Linked DNA regions of Homo sapiens: all the other regions are linked to region 1. Evidence: read pairs that join two places in POLR2A ChIA-PET (ENCODE). Cell type or tissue: OCI-LY7. All regions are shown on one strand. Region 1 overlaps FAM81A (family with sequence similarity 81 member A). Region 2 overlaps MYO1E (myosin IE). Region 3 has its middle 5.9 kb from the start of MYO1E. Region 4 overlaps MYO1E (myosin IE). Region 5 overlaps ADAM10 (ADAM metallopeptidase domain 10).

Region 1 (4,000 bases):
ATTGCTGATATGGAGAATGAACAAGACCAGATGTCTAATGTATAGCATGAGGACTGCAGTCAATAATATTGTATTGTATTTGGGATTTTTGCTAAAAGAGTACATTTTCAGGTGTTCTTGCCACACACACACACACACACACACACACACACACAGACACACACACACAAATACCTGTGAGATGATACATATGTTAACCTGCTTGAATACAGTAACTATTTCACTATGTATATATATATCAAAATATAAACATCTTGTTGTATACCTTAAATATACACAACAATTTTTTTTATTTAAAAAACATGTAATTAGAAAAAAAAAGACACTAGACTGGAAAAGGGTTGCTATAAAGGAAATAATGGCACGTTGAAAATTGAATATTAAAAAATATTTCATTGATGATACATTGTATTAAAGTTATTTATAAGAGAATATCCTTGTTCTTAGGATATATACACTGAAATAATAAAAGGGCAACCAGGCAGCGGCTCACACCTGTAATTCCAGAGCTTTGGCAGGTCAAGGCAAGAGGACTGCTTGAGGCCAGGAGTTCCAGACCAGTCTGGGCAACATACTGAGGACCCATCTCTAAAAAAATTTTTTAAATAAAAAAATGAGCTGGGCATGGTGGCACATGCCCATAGTCCTAGCTGCTCAGGAGGTCGAGGCAGGGGGCTCACCTGAGCCCAGGAGGCTGTAGTGAGCTACGATCACACCACTTCACCCCGGCCTAGGCAACAGAGTGAGCCTCTGTCTCATTCTGTCATTTTTTTTAATTTCCAAAAAAATGGAAATAATAAAGGGGTAAAAAGGCATCATGAGGCTAGGCCTGGTGGCTCTTGCCTGTAATCCCAGCACTTCAGCAGGCCGAGGCGGGAGGATCATTTGAGGTTGGGGGTTCAAGACTAGCCTGGCCAACATGGTGAAACCTTGTTTCTATTAAAAAAAAAAAAAAAAAATTAGCCGGCCGTGATGTCAGGCGCCTGTAATCCCAGCTACTCAGGAGGCTGAGGCAGGAGAATCGCTTGTACCCTGAAGGCAGAGGTTGCAGTGAGCCAAGATCACGCCACTGCACTCCAGGCTGGCAACAGAGCAAGATTCTGTCTCCAAAACAAAAAAAAAAAAGGAAGAAAGAAGAAATATATTGTCTTTGTAATAAAGAAAATGGCTTTATTTTTTAAAAGGCTCAGATGCTTTTCATATTAGGTGCTAAATATTAACATCCTCAATGGTATGTTAAATAACAATACATTCCTTCAGGGAATGATGCGAGGTTAAACATTGATGAAATATTCAAATACCATATTTTAATAGTCCAAAGACTAAGAAAGAAAATTCATTTTTATCTTTACAAGTTCTCCAATTCATATATTTAATTGTAGCTCCTATAAATAAAATAATAAACATTTGGTGGTAATAACAAAATTATTCTAGGGATAACTAGCACTTTTATTTCCATGTGGCCAAAACAGAACAATTTCATAGAAGAAAATTCATGGAATCATACAACTGGAAGAAGCTAGGAGAGAATTTAGTTCCACTTCTCACACTACAGGAACGTCTTCTTCCTGACCACAATCAACCAGCCTCTACTTGAATATTTTCTGTAACAAAGAGCTCTCAAGCTCCGAAAGCCATCAGTCTTTTAGGACTCATTAACTTCAAGGTACTTCTGCCTCATATTGAGTTAAAATCTGTCTTCGGGTACCTTCCACTTAGTGGTCACAGTTCTGTATTCCTGAGTTCAGAGCGTAAATCTAATCCCTCCCATATATGACAGCACTCAGAACTTGAAATCAGTGCTAATGTTCTCCTCTAAGCAAGTGTGAATTAATGCGCCCTGCTGACCTGCCAGTAGAGGAAAATCATTCTTTGCCAGGGTGGTACTGTACTGCTAGCACTATAAAATAAGCCCTCAAAACCCCCTCAAAGATATGTGCTTCCTTCTGAGACATGTTAACCTTGGCTATGAACAGAAAAGAATTGGCCGATGGTGCTGAAGAAAATGTACCTCAGTTGCAGGCTAAGCAATTTCAGTTCTGTTTGCCTGTCTCTCACGGTGGCTCTTTATATAGCTGAAATTCAAACAGCATTGTAGCTACTTAGAAAATACAGCACAGCTACTCAGAAAATCAACTAAGGATATTTCACGGTTATTACCATTAGCCAGGTTCATAGGTAGTTGCAGGGGATACTAATTAATAGGTTTTAGAACAAACAGAAAATAAAGCACGTGAGCTGTTCTGGTTTTGGCCTACCAGCATTAACTTCTGCTTTCATTTCCTTGATGTTCTGGTTCATCTGTAACTCCAGCTTGGTGATTCGCCCGTGCATCTTCTCCTCTTCTTGCCTTGTTCTCTGACCATCAAAAGTCTTCTTTTGACCCTCTTCTATTTTGTCAAGCCTGGCTGACATCTGGCTGAGCTTCTTCTCCATATCCCTTTCACTGGCTCCCTGAGATCCATGATAAGAACTGCACTTAATCACTCCAAAAAGAAATCTGCATTGCATTCACATCAGCCATAATATCGTTTAACAACAATCTGCAAGAAACAGATTTGCAACAGCTGCTTGTTGCCCACCATAATATCCGTTCTCCCTTTCTTCCTTAACAGATCCATGATTTTCGGCTGGGTACAAGGTCATTCAAAACAAAGACTACATTTTCAGGCTGGGTGCGGTGGCTCACGCCTGTAATTCCAGCACTTTGGGAGGCCGAGGCAGGCAGATCACTTGAGGTCAGGAGTTCGAGACAAGCCTGGCCAACATGGTGAAACCCTGTCTTTATTAAAAATACAAAAATTAGCCAGGGATGGATGGTGGTGGGTGCCTGTAATCCCAGCTACATAGGAGGCTGAGGCAGGAGAATCACTTGAACAGGGGAGGCGAGGTTGCAGTGAGCCAAGATCTCGCCATTCCACTCCAGCCTGGGTAACAGAGTGAGACTCTGTCTCAAAAAAAAAAAAAAAAAACCACTACATTCAATGAGATGTAAGTACAAGTGTATATGGCAGCTTCCAGGAAAAGTTAAAAGACAGCTGATGTATCTCCTTACTTCTTCCTTCGTCCTTCCCTTTCTGGAATTCAGCCAGAATGGCTGGAGCTCTAGCAGCTATATTGAATTATGAAGATATGGATCACTCTAGGGTTGGCAAAAAGTTAAACTGGAAGGATCCTGGGTCACTGAGGACTGAGAAGCTATCATACCAGTCCTGCATTACCTATACCCAGACTTCCATTATGCGAAATAAAAAATAAGTTTCTATTTCATGAAAGCCACTATTATCCTGGGGTTTACTGTTAGCTATTAAACCAATCCATATATAAACAGTGATCCAAAGACCAAGAATTATTAGTACAAATGTATTAGTATAAATCCAAGTAAGCCAATTAGTAGATGTGATGGAAATATGGGGAAATACTTAAAAGAACATATTTAATATTTTAAATATATATAAAATCATATATGAAAATTAAGTCTTTCCTTTCCTTTTGCCTTTCCACATGCTTGGTTTTTATGGGAATCTGTGTCTGCCAGTGAGCTTGGAGGCCAAGACTGCAAACTCCAAGCTGTAAGTGGGTTATGGCATGATACTCCTCTCTTGATGGTGCTCAATGCAGAGTCTGCAATTCAACAGCTCCACATCTGGAGAGAGCAGAGTCAGAGATGTACTGCACCAGTCATTTCAGCTCAATCATCAATATCCAACAAGAGGAAACAGTACAAGAAAAGGGAAGGGAGACAGAGATGTCATGCTAAACAATGAAAACCAATGAAACTTTGCTTGCCAGGTACTGGTTTGGGAGCATAACAATTTTGAATACTACATATGCAAGACTTTTTTTTCTTTTTTTGAGATAGAGTCTCACTCTGTCGCCCAGGCTGGAGTGCAGCGTGCAGTCATACCTCACTGCAGTTTTGACCTTCCTGGGCTCAAGGTGGATTCAGGCTCAGCCTCCTGAGTAGCTGGGACTACAAGCGTGTGTCACCATGCTCAGC
Region 2 (4,000 bases), 330 kb after region 1:
TACAGAAAACATCTTGTTTTGCTCTCTTACATTGGTTCCCATACTTGAGCCTGCCTCAGGATCCCCAGGAGGCCTTGTTAAAGCTGAGATTGCTGGGCTCCATCCCGAGTTTCTGATGCAGTGGGTCTCAGGTGGGGCCCATGAATGTGCATCTTAAAAATCTTGCAGGTGGTGCTGGTGATGATGGCCCAGGCACTGCACTTTGAGAATCACTGATCTAGAGCAAAGAACTAGACTGTGTCCCGGTGCTGACCTATCACTAAGTTGTTAGAGCGAGACTCTTCATCTCCTTAGCCCTCAGTTCCTTCCTCTTAAGAGGGTCCATCTAGAATAGGATCTCCTTCAGTCTGACAGAATGAAGGCTTCCAGACAGTGGCTGTCAGTCTGCCTCTGTCTCTGTCACTTTTACACTCACCTCTCACACATACCCACACTTGTACACCCACCCACACATACATCCACATGTACACACACACAACAGAACAGTGATATTAAATCAATATCCCAATATGATTACTCCAACCAAATCTTTAGTCAACCTTAGAAATAAACCATGAGAGTCTTGGAAGCAGAGGTATTGCCAAAGGGGGCCTTAGCCCACCTTCCCCCATTTCAAACTCTATCCACCTGCTCTTCCCAGCAAATACTCTTAAATGAAAACATCTCACTTGCCCTACAAATGCATTTTGACAGTCTTGGAAAAAGACTCCCTCTGCAAGACGGAGTTGGCATAGCCTAGGGAACAACTGGGCATTGTCTGATCAATGCCCCCTAGCACACCCTCCTCTACCCCACGTAGATAGTTCTACTGAAAGCCCCTCTAAAATAGAAATTTTGCAATAGCTGCTTGGAAGTTCACCAACCCTGATGCTACTTCCTTGTAAAAATCCAACATAATTCATTGGAATATCAGAAAATGGAGAAATTAAATGAGTGGTACATTTTATTCAGTAAATCCTCATAGGATGAGGATGGTATTTTCTCTTTTCTTTTTTTTTTTTTTAAATGATTCCCCTTTGAATTGCAGCAAAGAATTTTATGACATGCATTCAAATAAACTGGTTTTAAGAAGTTCAAGGTATTAGTTGGTCGAGCGTTGATTTATAATTCCAGTAAGACCGCTTTCTGGGATTCCACCCTTAATCCTGGTTTGGGTTTATTGTGTAACAAATGGTTTCACTCCATCCATGAGTCAGGAGTGTTAGGGTCCGTGAAAGGGCAGTGTGCTTCACTGGCTGGGATTACACACCCAGTTGAAGCTCCTGGTAAAGAGGGTTACTCATTCCACAAGTTTATGAGGTGTAGGGTTTTTCTTTTCCTGTTGCAAATGCGTTTTTGTTTGGCTTCTGGCAAGGTTGCTTGCCCTGCATTCTGAATTGCTGCCTTGCAGAGTTCTCTAGCCCTGATCAATTTGAGTAAACGGCCAGGGACAGTCTTGGAAAAAGACTCCCTCTGCAAGATGGAGTTGGCATAGCCTAGGGAACAACTGGGCATTGTCTGATCAACGACTACTGAGGAGGTGACAGTGCTCCAGGAATATGCAAAAATCAACTTGTGTCGCTTTGATGACCCCCAAATTTTAAACATTACAGGACTTGCTAGACTCATTTCTACCAGAAAATTTCCTGATGGTGGAAGTTATAATGAATGAAACAATGTTTTAACATGAGGAATATTCCTTCCTATGTGATTCATGGGAGAGGAACGTTTCTGCTTGAATTAATGGGTGATGCATTCCCTGCCTCGAAAGCTTGGCGTGAAGCCAGTGTTTATGAAAAGTACTTTAAAATGAGCAGAACCTTTAAATGCATTTTTCATGCATTTTTCTCACTAGAGAAAAGGCCAGTGGCGAGTTTTAGATTTGGAGGGTGAGAGAAAGGAAAATTAATTATTTTTCAATTTAATTACCTTTTTAATTGACATGACATTTCTTTCTCTCTCTCTCTCTCTCTCTCTCTCTCTCTCTCTCTGTCTCTGTCTGTCTGACTTATATGGGCAAAGGTGGATATTTAGTACAGACGGGGTTTCACTGTGTTGGCCAGGCTGGTCTCGAACTCCTGACCTCATGATTTGCCCGCCTCGGCCTCCCAAAGTGCTGGGATTACAAGCGTGAGCCACTATGCCCGGCTTAACTCTTTGCACACAGAGGCTTTCTGAAAGTTAATAATCTTAGAGGAATCAACATTTCTGGCTCTTGGCTCTGTAAGACCCATCAAACTGGAGACTCTTAAACACCACTCCCATTGTGACATCCTTCCCATCAGCCAAGGTTGCACCCCCACTTCGAGCTTCATCTGTCCCCCTCCTCCTGTCCCACAGCACCCTGCCACTGGCCTTTCCTATTCTTGTACCTTTGCTTTCACAGCCCTCTGCCTTGTCCTGTATACCTCATGGATTCAACTCGCCCCTCCAGGCCCAGGCACATCACAGTGCTCCTGAGAATCCCTGTGCTGTGAAAAATCCACTTCCTTCTCTATTCTCCTATCCTGGTTTACATATTGTAGCTGGGAATGGATGACGATAATAACAGCTTTACATGCTCGTGCTACGAACTAAGTGCTTTCCATAGAAAGTACTCGTCTAGAAATAAAGAATTTATGCCACCATTCCTGTTTTTACAGAAGAGGAAACTGAGAGGCACAGAGAAGTTGCATCGTGGCAGGGCCAGTGGCGCAGCAGGAATGCAGCACCAGAACCTGGCTCCTAACCACTGTGCTGCCTGTGTGGGCTCCAGCAGGAATCATAGCATTGTCCTTTTTTGGTGACCCTAGCATGTTGCAATAGGCACTGTGTGTGACTGGCCCACAGTAGACATCCGCAAGTATGAGACTTAATTGGAAATGGTGGTTTTTGTGAGAGCCTTACTGGGAAGACAGCTGTTGGGAACCTGCGTGACATCGGAATGAGGATGCTTCTGATTGTCTTTTCAGCTCAGCAGCTCCTGAAAGGCCCATTTTGCTGAGCGCATTAGCCCCGTTATCAGCACAGATATCCCCAAATGTACCAAACAGGGAGTGTGAGGAGTTACCTCCCTACTGCAGCACAATCCTGACATTCCATCTTCGAAAGAGAGAGACCTTACTTTTTATGTCTAATTTGCCTCAAATACCATGTTTCCAAGTGTCTGGTTCAGCCAGCTCGCGCAGCACGCAGCCCAGGCCCAATTTATCTTCCCAGAGTGGATGATCTGAAGCAAGTTTTCAGGATCTGTCGGCATCCAGAGCACTGTGTTTTCCAGCAAGTGGTGGGTTTTCACAAGGCACATGTCCGTGCTCCACCTTAGACCCAGCAGGTGTACTAAAATAGCCTCCCCAAGGTGCAGGCCTACTAAATCAGCATCCCCAAGGTGTGGGGCATGGGGCATCTTCTGGTATGAAAATCCTCATGTGTGAGAATATTAACCTAATAGTTCTTTACATCCATTTTTTCAAAAGACATTGCTAGATTTTTACTGTTAAGAAACCAGGATGGGCCAGGCGTGGTGGATCACCTGAGGCCAGGAGTTCGAGACCAGCCTGGCCAACATGGCGAAACCCCGTCTCTACGAAAAAAGACAAAAAATTACCCAGGCATGGTGGCACATGCCTGTAATTCCAGCTATTCGAGATGCTGAGGCAGGAGAATCTCTTGAACCCACAAGGCGGAGTTTGCAGAGAGCCGAGATTTTGCCACTGCACTCCAGCCTAGATGACAAAGCAAGACTCTGTCTCAAGAAAGAAAGAAAAGAAAGAAAGTTTGCCACTGCACTCCAGCCTGGATGACAAAGTGAGACTCTGACTCAAGAAAGAAAGAAAGAAAAGAAAAAGAAAGGAAAGAAAGTTTGCCACTCCACTCCAGCCTGGATGACAAAGCGAGACTCTGTCTCGAAAGAAAGAAAGGAAAGGGAAAGGGAAAGAAAGAAAGAAAAGGGAAGGGAAAGTGAAGGGAAAGGAAAGGAAGAAACACGCCGAGTACAGTGGCTCATGCCTATAATCCCAGAACTTTGGGAGGCTAAAGCAGG
Region 3 (4,000 bases), 140 kb after region 1:
GTCTTGTTTTTCCTGGGCTCCTGGGCATGTATACTTTAAAAAAAAATTTCTTTCTGGCCTAGTGAAGTGGCTCACGCCTATAATCCCAGCACTTTGGGAGGCTGAGGCACTTGGATCACTTGAGGCCAGGAGTTCGAGACCAGCCTGGCCAACATGGCAAAACCCCATCTCTACTAAAAATTCAAAAATTAGATAGGTGTGGTGGCACGTGCCTATGGTCCCAGCTACTCGGGAGGCTGAGGCATGAGAATCGTTTGAACCTGGGAGGCAGAGGTTGCAGTGAGCCAAGGTCGTGCCAGTGCACTCCAGCTTGGGTGACAGAGTGAGACTCTATCTCAAACAAAAACAAAAACAAAAGCAAAAAAATAAAGCAAAGGCCAGGCATGGTAGCTCACGCCTATAATCCCAGCACTTTGTGAGGGTGCAGCGGCTGGATCACTGGAGATCAGGAGTTAGAGACCAGCCTGGCCAACATGATGAAACCCTGTCTCTACTAAAAATACAAAAATTAGCCAGGTGTGGTGACGTGCACCTGTAATCCCAGCTACTTGGGAGGCTGAGGCAGGAGAATCGCTTGAACCTGGGAGGCGGAGGTTGTAGTGAACCGACATCACAACACTGCACTCCAGTTTGGGCAACCGAGTGAGACTCCGCCTCAAAAAAAAAAACAACATTATTTTCTTTAAAGTAACCCATGTGCTCTTCTGATCCTTGTTAGTAAAAGAGACTAAATTGGAGCAACACATAACGGCAGAAAAAAGTCTCTCTTGGCCAGATGTGGTCACTCACCTGTAATTCCAGCAATTTGGGAGGCTGAGGCAGGAGGACAGCTTGAGGCCGGGAGTTTAAGGCAGCAGTGAGCTGTCATCATGCCATCATACTCCAGTCTGGGCAACAAAGCAAGATGTCATCTCAAAATAAATGAATGAATGAATGAATAAATAAATAAATGAATAAATAAATAAGTCTCTGCCAGTGGAGGATATAAACACACACACACCAAAAAAAAAAACACAGGAGAACCATATAAGTACAGCAGTCCAAGACCATGAAAGATAGTGGCAAACAGTCATTTCATCTGACAGTCCCCCAGGACCTTGGTTCGTGCAATCCTGTGCAATAATCAATATTTATGGTAATGACCTTGAGTCTTAAAGCAAAAGCTGCCTGACATTCAATGTATTTTCAGAAGTCCATGAAATGTGTAGTTTCATTCAGAAAAAACTTTTCTTAAAGTTAAAAAAAAAAGTCTTGGTATCTAAAAATGACAAGATTTGGCTGGGTGTAGTGGTTTATGCCTTTAATCCCAGCACTTTGGGAGGCTGAGGCTGGAGGACTGCTTTAGCCCGGAGTTCGAGACCAGCCTGGGTAACATGGTGAGACTCTGTCTCTACAAAAAATAAAAAAATTAGCCGAGCTATAGGTAGTGTGTACCTATGGTCCCAGCTACTTGGGAGGCTGAGACGGGAGGATCCCTTGAGCCTGGCACAGTGATACCTGTTTGTGCCTCTGCACTCCAGCCTGGGAGACACAGTGTGGTGCTGTCAAACAAACAAACAAAAAAACAAAAACAAAAAAAAAAAAAGAAAGAAAAGAAAGAAAAAAGGAAAAAAGGCAAGGTTCATGCAGAGATTTGTTATTTTTTACTTTTTGAAATGCACATATTTATTGATCCATGCCTTGCCTTGTTGTAGCAAAGAGCTCAGATGACTTATAAGAATACACAGGATCCAACAGGAAAGTAAACATTGACAGTGAGTGGGGAAAATAAAGAACATCAAGGTATGGACAAGAGATTTAGTTATCTGCAAAGCTCATTTCCATGGACTTCCTCATTCCTTGCTAGATCATGGACCACCATAACTAGTATTAATCATTGTTTCAACTCCAAATTTTTTAGATTTGGAGAAAGATCAAGGTTTATCTTCTGAATGTAAAAATCAAATTGAAACTGGAAGAAAAGAAAATATTGATTTAAATCAGAGAAAATATAATAATAAATCTACACAAACATGCTTTTAATAAGCTGCTAATTTAAGCATATATTTAAATCATTTCTATTCCTTTACTTCAGTAAAATAATTCTTAAGGCAAAATAATTTTATTTTATTTTATTTTTTTTTGAGACAGAGTCTCCCTCCGTCACCCAGGCTGGAGTGCAATGGCACTGTCTCGGTTCACTGCAACCTCTGCCTCCTGGGTTCAAGTGAGTCTTCTGCCCCAGCCTCCTGAGTAGCTGGGATTACAGGCACCTGCCACCACGCCCGGTTACTTTTTTGTATTTTTGGTAGAGATGGGGTTTCACCATGCTGGCCAGGCTGGTCTCGAATTCCTGACCTCAGGTGATCCACCTGCCTCGACCTCCCAAAGTGCTGAGATTACAGGTGTGAGCCACCGTGCCTGGCCTTAATTTATCTTAATCAGAAGTAGCATCATGTTACATTATACAACTGGTGAAATTCTCTTCAACATCCTTTTTATAAACCAATATCAACATACTGGGGGAAAAAGTGTTTAGAGTTAAACTTACTGTGTAAATGTAATTTTTATATTCCATTAAAAAGCAACAATTTTTCTGGGAGCTCTGGTTTGGAAAGGCTCACGGGGTTTTAATAAGTGTGTTCCTATTCATTTTGGGCCTGCATTAGGGACAATTTCTTCTGATGGACATTTCTATTACGCAATCACTGCTTAAAGGGTAATAGTGTAGGCTTCAGAGCCAGACAAATGTATGTATTTGATGCAGGATAGCTGAGTAATAGCTTGGTCAAATTACTTTAAGTCTTCTCAACTTAGTTTCTTAACTGCAAATGGAGCTAACAGGGTCGTATGGAAGATTACATAAGATATTGCACATTAAGCACTTAGCTCAGTAGCTAATAGCTAGTGAACCTAATACATGATGTATGTTATGATAAAAATAGTGATTGTAGAGGACATTTCACACTGATATGATACAAGTCTCTCTTTCATTAGTGTCTTGTTAAAGGTTTCTAATTTTCCCATTGACAAATTTTCTTTTTTTTTTGGAGATGGAGTCTCGCTCTGCCACCCAGGCTGGAGTGCGGTGGCAGGATCTTGGCTCACTGCAACCTCCGCCTCCCGGGTTCAAACAATTCTCCTGTCTCAGCCTCTACTACAGTTGGGACTACAGGTGCAGGACACCATGCCTGGCTAACTTTTGTATTTTTAGTAGAGACGGGGTTTCACCATATTGGTCAGGCTGGTCTCAAACTCCTGACCTCGGGTGATCCACCTGCCTTGGCCTCCCAAAGTCCTGGGATTACAGGTGTGAGCCACTGTGCCCAGCCAAATTTTCTTTTCTTTTCTTTTTTTTTTTTTTTGAGACGGAATCTCACTCTTTTTGCCCAGGCTGGCCCGCACTGGCCTGATCTCGGCTCACTGCAATCTCCGCCTCCGGGGTTCAAGAGATTCTCCTGCCTCAGCCTATCGAGTAGCTGGGATTACAGGTGCCTGCCACCACAGCCAGCTAATTTTTTTTTGTATTTTTAGTAGAGACAGGGTTTCACCATGTTTGGCCAGGCTGCTCTCCAACTCCTGACTTCAGGTGATCTACCTGCCTCAGCCTCCCAAAGTGGTGGGATTACAGGCGTGAGCCACCGCACCAGCCCCACATTAATTAACTTTAGTGTTGTGAGTGCATTCTGAATGATTTTTTATGGTATTGACAGGGAAACTAGTTTTATTGCTCGATATTATTTTCTTGCTGCTTTCCAAAATGCATAAACAATGATTTAGTTCACTGATAGATTTATACAGAAAATTTTACTTTGTATTCATTTTGATTTTTTTATTTGTTCCTTTTCATTCAGCCCCAGAAAAAATGCAATTAATCATGCCAAGGTATTTACAAAGCCTTATCTGACTAGCTCCATCATGTGTCTAGAATGAGTTTTACAATTTTAAAAGTTGCTTCCACTTCACTGCTACTATGGTCTTGAATAAGAATAAATATCTGGCTGGGCTCAGTGGCTGAAGT
Region 4 (4,000 bases), 280 kb after region 1:
CCTCAGAGTGCCCACTTTTTCTTTTCTTTTTTTAAATTACAAAAATAGCATATGCATTATAAAATGTTTGAAAACTAATGAATTAAAACAAGTTTCTCTAGTCTCTGGCTTGACCAAAGCCTTTGTTAATATTTTGTGGTAGTTCCAGTCTTTTTTTTAAGAAAAAAAAATTGTAATCATGTTTTGTATATAACTTGAATGACTTATTTCACTTAACATGATTTCATTTGCTTGTTTCCTGTGTTTACAGTCTTCATGTCAGTTGTAATTTATGTAGAATTCCACCCTTGTGATACTCCATAATTTTCCTAATCATATCCCCCATTATTGGGCATGTAAAATGCTTAATGGTCAGTGGTGTGCACAGTGGTAATTATCCACACCATGTTAATCCGGCTCACACGGGTCACATGGGCGACCTAATCCTGCTGTAACTTGCCTTTCTCTACTGGTATTGTACTTAAAAAAAAAAATTCTTTTCTGCCTGTTTTTTTTGTTTTTTTGTTTGTTTGTTTGTTTTGTGTGATGGGGGAGACAAGGAAGGGAGCTGGTCGCAATCCACTTCTCAGGTGGATTCTTTGTCTGTCTTTCTTTAGTGGTGAAAGTGGTGCTGGAAAAACAGTGGCTGCCAAATATATCATGAGCTACATCTCCAGAGTGTCTGGAGGAGGGACCAAAGTCCAGGTGAGTGGGCAGTGGCCCATTATGATACCTTATGTTATGGGAAATGTAAGAGGCTCCATTTGCTGTTAGAAAAGAATTTTTCTTCCACAGAAAAGACACTGGTTCTTCTATAACTGTGAAACTTGAAATCTGGAATGGAAAGGAATAGCATATGTATGTGTGTTTGTGTGTGTGTGTGTGTGTGTGTGTGTGTGTGTGTGTGTGTGTGTGTGTGTATATATTTTTTTTTTTTCTTTTTTGAGACAGAGTCTTGCTCTGTTGCCCAGGCTGGAGTAGTGCAGTGGCGCGATCTCGGCTCACCACAACCTCTGCCTCCCGGGTTCAAGAGATTCTCCTGCCTCAGCCTCCTGAGTAGCTGGGATTACAGGTGTGCCCCACCATGCCCAGCTAATTTTTGTATTTTTAGTAGAGACGGGGGTTTCACTATGTTGGCCAGTCTGGTCTCGAACTCCTGACCTCAGGTGATCTGCCCTCCTCGGCCTCCCAAAGTGCTGGGATTAAGGAATAGCATATTTTAAGGTAGATGTGCCTAATATATAATGAACTCCTACAAATCAATAAAAAGATCAGCAGCCCAAAAGGAAAATAAACAAAGGACATGAAAGACAACTCATAGAAAAGGAAATATAAATTACTCACAAAACATGAAAGTATGTTCACCATCATGATAAGAAGAAAAATGCAAATTAAAACTGCATTAGAAAACTATTTTTTGCCTATCAGATTGGCCAGAATCTTACCATGTTTTAAACGCTTGATTGGTAGGAAGTAGGGACACAGTTGTTCTCATACATTGCTGGTAGGAGATGAACTAGTACATTTTAATGAAGAACATTTCAGCAAAATCTGTTAAACTTACACATGTATGCCATTCGACTCAGCAGTTCTGCTGAAAAGAATTTATTCTTTAGATATGCTGAAATGTATACAAAATAATACATGTATAAAGTTATTTCTGTCAATTTTGGTAATGCAAAAGACTGGAAACAACTTAAGTGTTCATCACTAGGCAACTGGTGAAATAATTTGTGGTTCTTTATATAATAGAATATTATACAGCAATAAAAATGAGGCTTCATGTACCGATTGTACTGATAGAGAATGGTCTCCAAGATGTATCATTAATTACAAAAGACAAGGTTCAGAACATTGTTTGTAATATATGCTGCCATTTGAGGGATCAAAAGAGAGTGCACATTTGTATTTGTTTGGGTATGTTATCACATATCCCTCGAAGTATACACAAGAAACTGTCAACAATGGTTGTCTTGAGGGAGGGGAGCTGGGAGGTTGGGAGAAGGGCCTACCCTTCCTGTATACCCTTTAGAAACTTGCATGGTTTGAGCTATGTGAACCACTTGCCAATTCAAGAAACTTATAAAAATTTTAAAGGACGTAGACAGAGAAAGGATTTAAGAGAAGGAAAAAAGAGAGATTAAAGAGTGTAAAGGAGTGTTGGGAAAGAGAAAAGATCCAGAGAATGAGGATACTCAAGAGGTGAAAATTAAAATCAGCATTGGCAGGAATGAGTAAAGCCTGCTCCCCAGAGCCATGGATGAGGGTGATGGCGAGCTAAGGTCCATAAGGGGCAGCCCAAGCTTGGCGCTCATCACCAGTATGCACCGCTGGTGACAGAATTCCTTCCAAAGATTAGTTTTTTAAATCAGAATTATGTAATGTTATTGCCATGGTCAGCTGTAGACTTTCAAAAGACACATAAAATTCTCTTTATTGTGGTTCCCTTTTTTTTTTTTTTTTTTTTGAGATGGGGTCTCACTCTGTCACCCAGGCTGAAGTGCAGTGGCATGATCTCAGCTCACTGTAGCCTCCTGCTCCTGGGCTTATGCATTCCCTTCCACCTCAACCTCCCAAGTAGCTGGGACCACAGGTGTGTGCCACCATGCCTGGCTAATTTTTGTTTGTTTTTGGTAGGGACAGGGTTTCACCACATTGCCCAGGCTGGTCTCAAACTCCTGAGCTGAAGCGATCCACCCACCTGGGCCTCCCAAAGAGCTGGGATTACAGGCATGAGCCACCATGTCTGGCCCCTTTCTATTAATTAAATAGTGTTCTATCATGTACTGGTAGATCAGAAAGCTTAAGGTAGAGCCAAACATTCCTCCTTTGAGTTTGTGGATCAACTCTTTCTATCTTTTGTTTGCGGGCCAGACGTGCCTATACCATTTAACGACAGCTTCTGTCAGGGAGAGAACAAAGGACAGAATCTTCTCTATCTCTTCCCTTCTTTAATTACAGACTTTAAAACTGAGAATATTTATGGATCCATCCATCCATCCATCCGTGCATCCATCCATCCATGCACCCATCCATCCATGCACCCATCCATCCATCCATCCATCCATCCATCCATCAGTGATCAGTGATGTCCAACAGAATTTTGTGGCATGTGGTGAGCATATCAGGGAAAAGAGAAAGAGCAAACTAAGGTTGCAGAGTGAAGGGTCCTTAAAGTGGCCTCTTTCTCTGAATGAAAGGAAGATGGAGAGCAGCTCTGTGCAGTAGAAAGATGAAGCAAGCCATATGTGTAATTCTAAATTTTCTAGTAGCCATGTTAAAAGAAGTAAAAAGAGAAAAAGGAAATTACTTTTTAAAACAGTATTATTTAACCCAATATGTAAAAAAAGATTTTATTATATAATTAATATAACAAAATTAATGAGATTTTTTTTTTTTGGTACTAAGTCTTTGAAATACAGTGTGTATTCTACAGTTACACCTCAGTTGGGGTAGCTTATGGCTTCCCTATTGGACAGTAAGGGCAGCTATAGAACCTAGGTTCATGTGGTTCAGTCCACTTGCTTTTCTCTATTCCTGTGATTGTACTGGATCCTGAGAGGGTTGACATGGAGACAAGAATCCAGGATGCTGTTTTGCTGCCTTTTTTTTTTTTTTTTTTTTTTTTAGACGGAGTCTCGCTCTGTCGCCAGGCTGGAGTGCAGTGGTGCGATCTCAGCTCACTGCAACCTCTGTCTTCTGGGTTCAAGCGATTCTCCTGCCTCAGCCTCCCGAGTAGCTGGGACTACAGGCGTGCACCACTATGCCCAGCTAATTTTTGTATTTTTAGTAGAGATGGGGTTTCACCATGCTGGCCAGGATGGTCTTGATCTGTTGACCTCATGATCCGCCCGCCTTGGCTTCCCAAAGTGCTGGGATTACAGGCGTGAGCCACCGCGCCCGGCCGATGGGCTACTCTTTTACCTCAGTTTGCTCTTTCTCTTTTCCCTAATATGCCCGCCACATGCCACAAAATTCTGTTGAACATCACCGATTGTTGATGAATACATATGGACGGACG
Region 5 (4,000 bases), 790 kb after region 1:
CTCTTTTTGATTTGTCTTTGTTTTTGATCCTGGATTTTAAAAAATTTTGTAACTTAGGGAAATTTTATAACTTTTGTAACTTTATAAATTTTATATCTTAGGGAAAAAGTAGGAAGGCCAGAAACCCATATACCTACCACTTTGCTGCAACATTTTTCTTTTTTCTTTTCTTTTTTTTTAAAAAATAGAGATGGAATCTCGCTATGTTGCCCAGGCTGGTCTCGAATGCCTCACCTTAAGCTGTCTTCTTTGGCCTCCCAAAATGCTGGGCTTATAGGTGTGAGCCACCACACCTGGCCTCAATATTTTTATTTAAAAAAAAATCTAGTCAGCTTTATTGAGGTATAGTTTACATACAATAAAATTCAACAATTTTTTAAGTGTACGAATTCATAAATTTTGAGAAGTATATTTACTTGTATAACTACCTCCATAATCATAGAACATTTATATCAATCCAAAAAGCTCCCTGGGCTATTTGCAGTCAACTCAAAATACTTTCTAATTTCCATTTGATTTCTTCTTTGACCCATGAACTACTTAGAAATGTAAATTCCTAATATTTGGGGATTTTCTGCATATCTGTTATTGGCTTAATTCTCCTGTAGTCAGAAAACATACTCTTAGATTTTAGTCTTTTAAAATTTGTGGAAACGTGCTTTGTGGCCTAGGATTAAGGTCTATCTTTGTGACTGTTCCATGTGCCCTTAAAAAGAAATATATTCTATCTATCTAGTCAAGTTCTTTGTGTTTAAGTTTTTAATAATCTTACTGATTTTTTTGTCTGCTTGTTCAGAAAGGAGTGGTATGATTTCCAACTCTAGTTACAGAGTCTGCTTTTTTCTGTTCTATCAACTTTTTCTTCACATACTTTGAAGCTTTTTTTATGTACATAAATACTTAGGCTTGTTGTGTTTTCTTCTTGAATTAGGAAATGTCCCTCTTTATCCCTCATAATTTTTTTTGTTTTGTTTTGAAGTTTGTTTTTTCAGCTATTACTGTAGCCACTCCAGCTTTCTTTGGATTAGGGTTTGGATGTTATATATTTTCCCGTCCTTTTTACTTTAACTCATCTTTATTTTTGTGTCTGTTAGCATATATTTACATTTTCCTTTTTTAAAAAATAACAAGGCTGGCGTGTCATCTCATGCCTGTAATCCCAGAACTTCGGGAGGCCAAGCCAGTAGGATTACTTAATACCAGGTGTTTGAGACCAGCCTAGACAACATAGCGAGTCCCCATTTCTACAAAAAATAAGAAAGATTAGCCAGGCTGGGCGCGGTGGCTCACACCTGTAATCCCAGCACTTTGGGAGGCCGAGGTGGTTAGATCACTTGAGGTCAGGGGTCTGAGACCAACCTGGCCAACATGGCAAAACCCTGTCTCTGCTAAAAATACAAAAATTAGCTGGGTGTGGTGGTGCATGCCTGTAATCCCAGCTACTGGGGAGGCTTAGGCAGGAGAATCACTTGAACCTGGGAGGCAGAGGTTGCAGTGAGCCGAGATTGCGCCGTTGCGCTACGGCCTGGGCAACGAGCGAAACGCTGTTTTTGGGAAAAAAAAAAAAAAAAAAAAAAAAAAAAAGATTAGTCAGGCATGGCATGGTGGTGCACCAGTTTCCAGTTACTCAGAAGGCTAAGGTGACTGGGTTGCTTGAAGCTAGGAGGTTGAGGGTACAATGAGCTATGATCACGTCACCACACTCCAGCCTGGGCAATGAGTGAGACCCTGTCTCTTAAAAATCAAAAAGCGAAATGACAGCTTTTGCCTTTTAATTGTTATGTTAGATCATTTACTTTCCCTTCTGCTTGCTCTTCCCCTTCCCCTTCGTCTTCTCCTTTTCCCTCTCCCCTCCCCTCCCCTCCCCTCCTCTCCCCTCCCCTTCGGAGATGGAGATCTCTCTCTGTTGTCCAGGTTGGAATGCAGTGGCCGTTCACAAATGTGATCATAGTGCATTGCAGCCCCAAACTTGGGCTCAAGCAGTCCTCCCACCTCACTCTCCTGAGTAGCTGGGACCACAGGTGCACACTAATGTACTCAGCTGGATCATTTACTTTTAATGTAATTATTCATATGGCTGAGTTTTAAACTGTCATCTTTCTATTTGTTTTCCATCTGTTCATAGTTCTTGTCCCCCTCTTTTCTTGCATTTTTCGGGAGTAATATACTTTTTTTTTTTTTTTTTTTTTTTTTGGGAGACTGAGGTCTCGCTCTGTCGCCCAGGCTGGAGTGTAGTGGCGCGATCTCGGCTCACTGCAACCTCTGCCTCCTGCGTTTAAGCGATTCTCATGCCTTAGCCTCCTGAGTAGCTGGGATTACATGCACCTGCCACCATGCCCCATTAATTTTTGTATTTTTAGTAGAGATGGGGTTTCACCATGTTGGCCAGGCTGGTCTCGAACTCCTCGCTTCAAGTGATCCACCCGCCTTGGCCTCTCAATATAAACTTTTAAAAATGATTCAATTTTATCTCTGCTATTGGCTTTATGATGATATACCTGTTGTATTTTTTAGAGGTTGTTCAGTGTACAATATCTATAACTTATCACTGTATACTTTCAAATAATATTACTTCACTTCATATGGAGTATATGTACACTGTGTTTCTCCTCTGTTTTCTGTTGTGCTGTTATTGTTACACATTTTAATTCTGTGTGTCATAAATTCCACAGTAGATTGTGTGTTTAAAAAATGTATTCGCTTAACTTTGAAAGAGATTAAAAATGAGAAAATAAATCCTTTTTATTTTCTTATATATTCATTATTTCTGTCACTTTTATTATTTGCATCAGTGTAGGTTTCCATCTGGTATTATTCCTTCTATCTGAAAAACTTTATCATTTCTATTAATGGAGGCTACTAGTGATGCATTGTAAGCTTTGAAGCCCAGAAGGGCTTCGTTTCACCTCCTCTTCTCACCTTCATTTGTGAAAGTTATTTTCACTGGCTATAGAATCTTAGGTTGATAGAGTTCTTTTTTTCTTGTAGTACTTTAAATATGTGGCTGCATTTTCTTCTGACTTAACATAGAGTGTGCTGTCAGTTTTATCTTTGTTCCTCTGTTTATAAAATGTGTCTTTTTTTTCTGGCTCCTTTAGTGCTTCCCTACCCACAGATGATTTTAAGAATTTTTTTTTCTCCCTAGTTTTTAGTCATTAGCTTATGACATGCCTTTATGTGGTTTTTGTTTATTTATTTATATTTTTAATTTTAATTTTTATTTTTGAGACAGGGTCTCACTTTGTTGCTGAGGCTGTTGTGATCATAGCTCACTGCAACCTTGGACTCCTGGGCTCAAGCGAACCTCCTGCCTCAGCCTCCTGAATAGCTGGGATTACAGGTGTGCAATAAAAAGTATTCCTGGCTAATTTTTACTTTTTTTTTTTTTTTTTGGTAGAGACAAGGTCTTGCTATATTGCCCAGCTGATCTTGAACTTCTTGGCCTTGAACAGTCCTCCTGCCTTAGCCTCCCAAAGTGCTGGGACTGCAGGCATGCACTACCATGCCTAATTTTCTTTTATTTTTTATATTCATATAATAAATACGATTTATTTATTTATTTATTTTGTTTGAGACAGGGTCTTGCTCTGTTGCCCAGGCTGGAGTGTGGTGGCACGATCATAGCTTACTGCAGCTTTGACTTCCTGGGCTTCAAGCAATCCTCCTACCTCAGCCTCTCGAGTAGCTGGGACTGTAGGCATGTGCCACTGTGCCCAGCTAGTTTTTATATTTAGTAGAGACAGGGTTTGGTCATGTTGCCCAGGCTCGTCTTGAACTCCTGGGCTCAAGCAATCCACCCGCCTTGGCCTCCCAAAGTGTTGGGATTATAGGTATGAACCACCGTGCCCAGGCTCTGTGGCTAATTTCACTCCACTAGTAAGGTGTTATTTTTCTGAGGACTGTAGCAATGCTCCATACATTACAAGGTCTTTCTTCTCTAGATGGTAGAAATATGAACATTTTCCAGCCCTGTGTGAGCTTTGAGGATTGTTTTGCTTCC

Evidence for each region. Peaks named below come from ENCODE experiments on the same cell type or tissue, not always from the same donor. Only the 100,000 strongest peaks of a DNase experiment are listed, where the experiment ranks them.
Region 2: POLR2A ChIA-PET joins it to region 1 with 6 read pairs; 2 of 35 experiments call an interaction of 5 or more read pairs at or near these places.
Region 3: POLR2A ChIA-PET joins it to region 1 with 14 read pairs; 3 of 35 experiments call an interaction of 5 or more read pairs at or near these places.
Region 4: POLR2A ChIA-PET joins it to region 1 with 5 read pairs; 6 of 35 experiments call an interaction of 5 or more read pairs at or near these places.
Region 5: POLR2A ChIA-PET joins it to region 1 with 7 read pairs; 1 of 35 experiments calls an interaction of 5 or more read pairs at or near these places.

What each region holds. Positions count from the first base shown.
Region 1 is chr15:59,515,099-59,519,098 of GRCh38, reverse strand. It overlaps FAM81A (family with sequence similarity 81 member A), which reads right to left. Exons shown (of 9, transcript NM_152450.3): 8 at 2,259-2,454. Among named protein-coding and RNA genes, the nearest start is that of FAM81A, 79 kb to the right of the region's middle. RefSeq lists an enhancer at 3,771-3,840. In OCI-LY7, no CTCF peak of the experiment used is centred here; a DNase peak (open chromatin) is centred at 2,288; H3K4me3 peaks cover 979 bases; H3K27ac peaks cover 1,644 bases.
Region 2 is chr15:59,189,303-59,193,302 of GRCh38, reverse strand. All of the region lies in intron 17 of MYO1E (myosin IE), which reads left to right. Among named protein-coding and RNA genes, the nearest start is that of LDHAL6B, 16 kb to the left of the region's middle. In OCI-LY7, no CTCF peak of the experiment used is centred here; no DNase peak of the experiment used is centred here.
Region 3 is chr15:59,376,819-59,380,818 of GRCh38, reverse strand. No RefSeq gene overlaps it. Among named protein-coding and RNA genes, the nearest start is that of MYO1E, 5.9 kb to the right of the region's middle. RefSeq lists an enhancer at 254-755. In OCI-LY7, a CTCF peak has its summit at 3,888; a DNase peak (open chromatin) is centred at 3,898.
Region 4 is chr15:59,233,269-59,237,268 of GRCh38, reverse strand. MYO1E (myosin IE) reads left to right here. Exons shown (of 28, transcript NM_004998.4): 5 at 597-684. Among named protein-coding and RNA genes, the nearest start is that of LDHAL6B, 28 kb to the right of the region's middle. In OCI-LY7, no CTCF peak of the experiment used is centred here; no DNase peak of the experiment used is centred here.
Region 5 is chr15:58,724,761-58,728,760 of GRCh38, reverse strand. The region is part of intron 1 of ADAM10 (ADAM metallopeptidase domain 10); the gene reads left to right. Among named protein-coding and RNA genes, the nearest start is that of ADAM10, 23 kb to the left of the region's middle. In OCI-LY7, no CTCF peak of the experiment used is centred here; DNase peaks (open chromatin) are centred at 2,000 and 2,310; H3K4me3 peaks cover 972 bases; H3K27ac peaks cover 2,031 bases.